2 separate regions of the Homo sapiens genome follow, and region 2 is linked to region 1. The links are chromatin loops, found by intact Hi-C in ENCODE. Cell type or tissue: Caco-2. All regions are shown on one strand. Links, peaks and the distances in the headings refer to the core of each region. The heading gives the core; the rest is flanking DNA.

Region 1 (2,918 bases), core at 244-2,743:
TTTGTCTCTAAATAAATAAATAACTAGGCCAGGTGCCGTGGCTCACTCCTGTAATTCCAGCACTTTGGGAGGCCGAGGTGGAAGAATCACTTGAGGTCAGGAGTTCAAGACCAGCCTGGCCAACATGGTGAAACCCCTGTCTCTACTAAAAATACAAAAATTAGCCAGGTATTGTGGCAGATGCCTGTAATCCCATCTAATCAGGAGGCTGAGGCAGGAGAATCGCTTGAACCCGGGAGGTGGAGGTTGTAGTGAGCCGAGATTGCGCCACTGCACTCCAGCCTGGGTGACAGAGTGAGACTGTCTCAAAAATAAAAATAAAAGTAAAAATAAAAATAAGTGGATAAATAAGTAAATACATGTCTGTTGTTTATAAATTATCCTGTCTATGGTATTTTGTTGTGGCAGCCTGAATGGGCTAAGGCACCTTCCAAGCTAGACTGCAGACTTTCTACATATAGAAACCTCAACTTCTCTGACATCTAGCCCTCAACCCTAGTTGTAGCAAGAGGCACATAGGTGTCACTCAGAATTATGTGTTTACTGATGGACTGTCTCCCCTTGAAGGACAAAGCTATGCTGAGTCTAACACAACAGAATGTTGCTGTTTTAGATGGATCAGAGATTTAATATAAGATCTCTCTCTCTTTTTTTTTTTTTTTTTTTTTTAGATGTAGTCTTGCTCTGTTGTCAGGCTGGAGTGCAGTGGCACGATCTCTGCTCACTGCAACCTCCGACTCCCTGGTTCAAGCTATTCTCCTGTCTCAGCCTCCTGAGTAGCTGGGATTACAGGAACGCACCACCACACCCAGCTAATTTTTGTATTTTCAGTACAGACGGGGTTACACCATGTTGGCCAGGATGGTCTCGATCTCCTGACCTCGTGATCCGCCTGCCTCAGCCTCCCAAAGTGCTGGGATTACAGGCATGAGCCACTGCACCCAGCCAAGACCTCTTTTAAAGGGGTTTCTAGTCAATAGATTTCTTTTTTCATTTGTTCTTTGGCTGGCTCATTGCTTTTAGAGACCAGAAACTACTGATTAAGGAGAGTAGACCTCTCTGCTATAACCTCTTTTTTCCATCTGCAGAACAGGTTTTCCTTGACTTCCATCTCTGGGGATGCAACCACAGAACCTTACAAAACATGTTTAAGTGCACGGTTTTAAGAGACGTTTGCATTCTTTATGAGTGCATGCATGTGTGGGGTTGGGGAGCTTTGCATGCCAGACTGTGACATCATATGTCTCCATGCCTATATTTGGAAGCCGGCTGGGTCCACAATAGCTGTGTGCTGAGAAGAATGGAAAGCTGATGATGGGCTCACAGGCTTTGATCTGTTAAATAAATATTTTTTCAAGAAGAGGAGCTTTAGGAATAAACCATTTCAGCCAGCACCTTTGTGATCATCCCAATTCTAAAACAGATGGAGATTCCTTGTACCTAGAGAAAGTTGAGTTTTAAACATTGAATAAAAATATGATTTTCTAGTTCTTGGCTCAGTCTCTTAATCACTTTTACCTCCACCGCATACAGAGCTGATGCTTGCAAAGGGAAGTTGTTACCCCCTACCCATTGGTTTCTGTCTGATTCTGATCAGGTAGTAATATTTCATAGAGCCGCCGCATGACACCAGCACATTTTCCCCACCCTGGACACATGTTTCCTTTCATTTTGGAAAAATTGTACTGTGAGCATAGCAAAGAGAATAACTTCTATGTCTTTCCTCTTATAAAGAATGTGCTTTTATAACATGTTTTTTAATTGATAAAGAGGTAAGGGTAATAAATGAGCATTTGATCCAAGTTTCAGCAAAGGACTCTTTATTGGAGTACAGACTCTAAAAGTTATTTTAGGCAAGTACCCAGAGGCAATTTTTAGAGCCACGAGGCTGAATTAGAAGATGATGATTCTGAATGAATTCTGCCACTCCTTAGACATAAATTACGTCTCCTTCCAAGTGGAGTGGCTAGTGGGCTAAGAGGACATATTTTAAAATAGTTGAATCCAAACATAAGCTGGATTTGCATTTTTTAAAGCCTATAGTTTGCTTTTCACATTTTCTCTCTTCCCCAGGGACTCTGGCATTGTATGGTCTATGCTGCTTTCTTACAAAGGTACCTTAGGTTCATTTTATGAGGTGTGGAATAGAGGACTAGCCTGGTGCTTGGACTGGCTGAACTTTCCATCCTGCTTTAAACAACCTGCTAAAAGTCAGTGTGATTTACAACAGTAGTTACAACTACCCTTTTACTTAGCCAGGGATATTCTCATGCTATCAAAAAATAGAGGCACATTTGGAACCACTGTCATTCCTATCCCTTGATTAATCATCTTGGTGATTCATTCATTAAACAAGTTTATGCAGCTAAGGGGCCTTCTTTGGTGAGGTAGGATGAAAGAGATCACTTGTCCTAGTTACATCCAGTACAATCTTTATTTTTTTATTTTTCTATTTTTTTAAATTTTATTTTCCATAAGTTATTGGGTTTTTTTTTTTTTTTTTTAGATGAAGTTTCGCTCTTGTTGTCCAGGCTGGAGTGCAATGGCATGATCTCAGCTCATGGTAACCTCCACGTCCCAGGTTCAAGCAATTCTCCTGCTTTGTCCTCCTGAGTAGCTGAGATTACAGACGCCCACCACCACGCAAGACTAATTTTTTGTATTTTTGGTAGAGATGGGGTTTCACCATGTTGGCCAGGCTGGTCTCAAACTCCTGGCCTCAAGCAATCCACCTGCCTCGGCTGCCCAAAGTGCTGGGATTACAGGCGTTAGCCATCACACCTGGCCACATCCAGTATAATTTTAAAGAGAGGGAGGGTCTACTGAACAGATACAAGGGGTGAAACCGCTTGATTATTTTCTCTTCTTCTTTTTTTTTTTTGAGACAGAGTCTTGCTCTGTTGCCCAGGCTGGAGTGC
Region 2 (2,918 bases), core at 212-2,711, 76 kb before region 1:
GAGTAGCTGGGACTACAGGCGCCCGCCACCTCGCCCGGCTAATTTTTTGTATTTTTAGTAGAGATAGGGTTTCACTATGTTGGCCAGGCTGGTCTCGAACTCCTGACCTCTAGTTATCCGCCCACCTTGGCCTCCCAAAGTGCTGAGATTACAGGCGTGAGCCCCTGAGCCTAGTCAAGATTTCTTTTATTCTGTCTCTTAAATATGTGTATGCAGGGCTCTCTTGTATCCACTGTTGTGTGGAGTTGGCTCCCAGCAGCTCATAAAAACTAATTGGGTGCATCTCTTCACAACTCTAGGCTCAGTGATGACAAGTTGGTAGCTTGGAGTTGACCACAGACATCAGCAAATGCTACATATCAGGCCTCCTTTAGCTGGAGAGATGATTGTTAAAACACTTAACTGTCCATCACTTCTTCCATTCCTGCTCTTCACAGCCTGCCTGGGTAATCCCCAGTTACAGTCTCAAGCACCATCCCTATACTGATGCCCATCACATCTTTCATCTCCTGTTAAGATCTGTCTTTAGGCCTAGTTTTCCAAATAACTCTGACTTCACTTGGCTGTTCCCCAAGCATATTATATTTCTCCTTAAAACTGCTCTTTAAAACAAAAAATTCTTTGGCCGGGCACGGTGGCTCACGCCTATAATCCCAGCACTTTGGGAGGCTGAGGTGGGCAGATCACAAGGTCAGGAGTTCAAGACCAGCCTGACCAACATGGTGAAACCCCGTCTCTACTGAAGATACAAAAATTAGCTGGGTGTGGTGGTGTGCGCCTGTAATCCCAGCTACTGAGGAGGCCGAGGCAGGAGAATCATTTGAACCCTGGAGGCGGAGGTTGCAGTGAGCCGAGATCGCACCACTGCATTCCAGCCTGAGTGACAGGGCGAGACTGCGTCTCAAACAAAAAAAAATTATTTGTCTCAGTATACAACACCATTTTCCCCTGCTTGTTCACCCCTCATTGCCACACTCTTCATTCACACAATTTTTTTTAACAAGTTTATTTTTAGAGGTGGGGTCTTGCTATGTTGCCCAGGCTGGTCTCGAACTCCGGATCTCAAATGATCCTCCTACTCTGGTCTCCCAAAGTGCTGGAATGACAGGCTTGAGCTACGTGTCTGACCTCCAATCTGGTCTCTATGCCTCAGTCCAAATGATCTTTCAGAAGCTAAGATATGATCACATCACTCCCTTGTTTAAAACCCGTGAATGGCTCTCCATGTGTGCCGTGTAAACTAAACTGGATAAAAGCCCAGTTTAGTTTACATGGCACACAGACTCTTTATGATAGGGCCTTGTTTACTTTTTAGTCTCACAGCTTATCATACCTTCCCCTGACATTTTTTACTCCAGTCACTTCCCACCAAGATCCTTCCCCCGTCACCCAGGCTGGAGTGCAGTGGTGTGATCTTGGCTCACTGCAACCTCCGCTTCCCAGGTTCAATCGATTCTCCTGCCTCAGCCTCCCGAGTAGCTGGGATTACAGGCATGTGCCACCACGCCCGGCTAATTTTTGTAGTTTTGGTAGAGATGGGATTTCTCCATATTGGTCAGGTTGGTCTCGAACTCCTGACCTCAGGTGATCCACCCACCTTGGCCTCCGAAAGTGCTGGGATTACAGGTGTGAGCCACCGTGCTGGGCCTCACTCCCTCATCCTTTAACTCAGAAATCACTTCTGTGTGGCAGAGAAAATGCTATGTGTTCACCAAACCATTTCATTTCCTTCCTGGGACCCAGAAAACCTACATTACCCATTTCTCTTGCATCTTGGTGGGGCCATGTGGCTGGTTCTGGAGAATGGAATGTAAGTAAAAGTTGTGGGTTTGGCCAGGCACAGTGGCTCACGCCTGTAATCCCAAAACTTTGGGAGGCCAAGATGGGAGGATCACTTGAGGTCAGGAGTTTGAGACCAGCAACATGGCAAAACCCCGCCTCTACTAAAAATACAAAAGTTAGCTGGGTGTGGTGGCACATGCCTGTAATCCCAGCTACTCGTGAGGCTGAGGCAGGAGAATCACTTGAACCCGGGAGGCAGAGGTTGAGCCACGATCGCGCCACTGCACTCCAGCCTCGGCAACAGAGCGAGACTCCATCTCAACAACAACAATAACAAAAAAAAAAAAAAGAAAGAAAAAGAAAAGGAAATCTGCTGGTGCAGAACAAAAATATAAATATTTAATATTAATTAATTGTGTTAAATCATTGATATTTAGGATTCTTTGCTTTACCAACTGGCAATAAATGTCCTGATTAATGTACTTTGGGAAGTTTTTTCTATATTTCCTTTAGACTTGGTTGGATACCTCTCTATCTGTTTCCGAAGCACTCTGTACTTATCCTTTTTTTTTTTTTGTAGTGATGGGGTCTCGCTATGTTGCTCAGGTTCGTCTTGAACTCCTGGGTTCAAGCGATCCTCTTGCCTCAGCCTCTTAAAGTGCTGTGAATACAGGCATGAGCTACTGTGCCTGACCACAGAATCTCTCTTTTAAAACTGTCCATCACCCTCCAATTATTCCAGAATAATAGGGGCTTATTCAGTTCAAAGTGATCAGGTCTGCTCTCAAACATGAAGTAGCAAAAAAGCTGCAGAATTAAATAGTTCCTCAGTGTGCTCTGGTTTAGGGTTGCTGCTTTTTTTTTTTTTTTTTTTGAGATGGAGTCTCACTCTGTCGCCTGGGCTGGAGTGCAGTGGCATGATCTCAGCTCACTGCAAACTCCGGCTCCTGGGTTCAAGTGATTCTCCTGCCTCAGCCTCCTGAGTAGCTGGGATTATAGGCATGCACCACCATGCCTGGCTAATTTTTGTATTTTTAGTAAAGATGGGGTTTCCCACGTTGGTCAGGCTGGTCTCAAACTCCTGACCTCGTAATCCGCCCACCTCAGCCTCCCAAAGTGCTGGGATTACAGGTGTG

Evidence for each region. Hi-C counts contacts between places; a loop is a spot of excess contacts. Peaks named below come from ENCODE experiments on the same cell type or tissue, not always from the same donor. Only the 100,000 strongest peaks of a DNase experiment are listed, where the experiment ranks them.
Region 2: a loop joins it to region 1, with 3 times the contacts of the local background. A loop is called at or near these places in 1 of 110 quality-filtered maps.

Annotation. Positions count from the first base shown.
Region 1 is chr10:21,398,123-21,401,040 of GRCh38, reverse strand. No RefSeq gene overlaps it. Among named protein-coding and RNA genes, the nearest start is that of LINC02643, 27 kb to the right of the region's middle. In Caco-2, for the core only: no CTCF peak of the experiment used is centred there; a DNase peak (open chromatin) is centred at 1,230.
Region 2 is chr10:21,473,833-21,476,750 of GRCh38, reverse strand. No RefSeq gene overlaps it. Among named protein-coding and RNA genes, the nearest start is that of MIR1915, 21 kb to the left of the region's middle. In Caco-2, for the core only: no CTCF peak of the experiment used is centred there; a DNase peak (open chromatin) is centred at 1,150.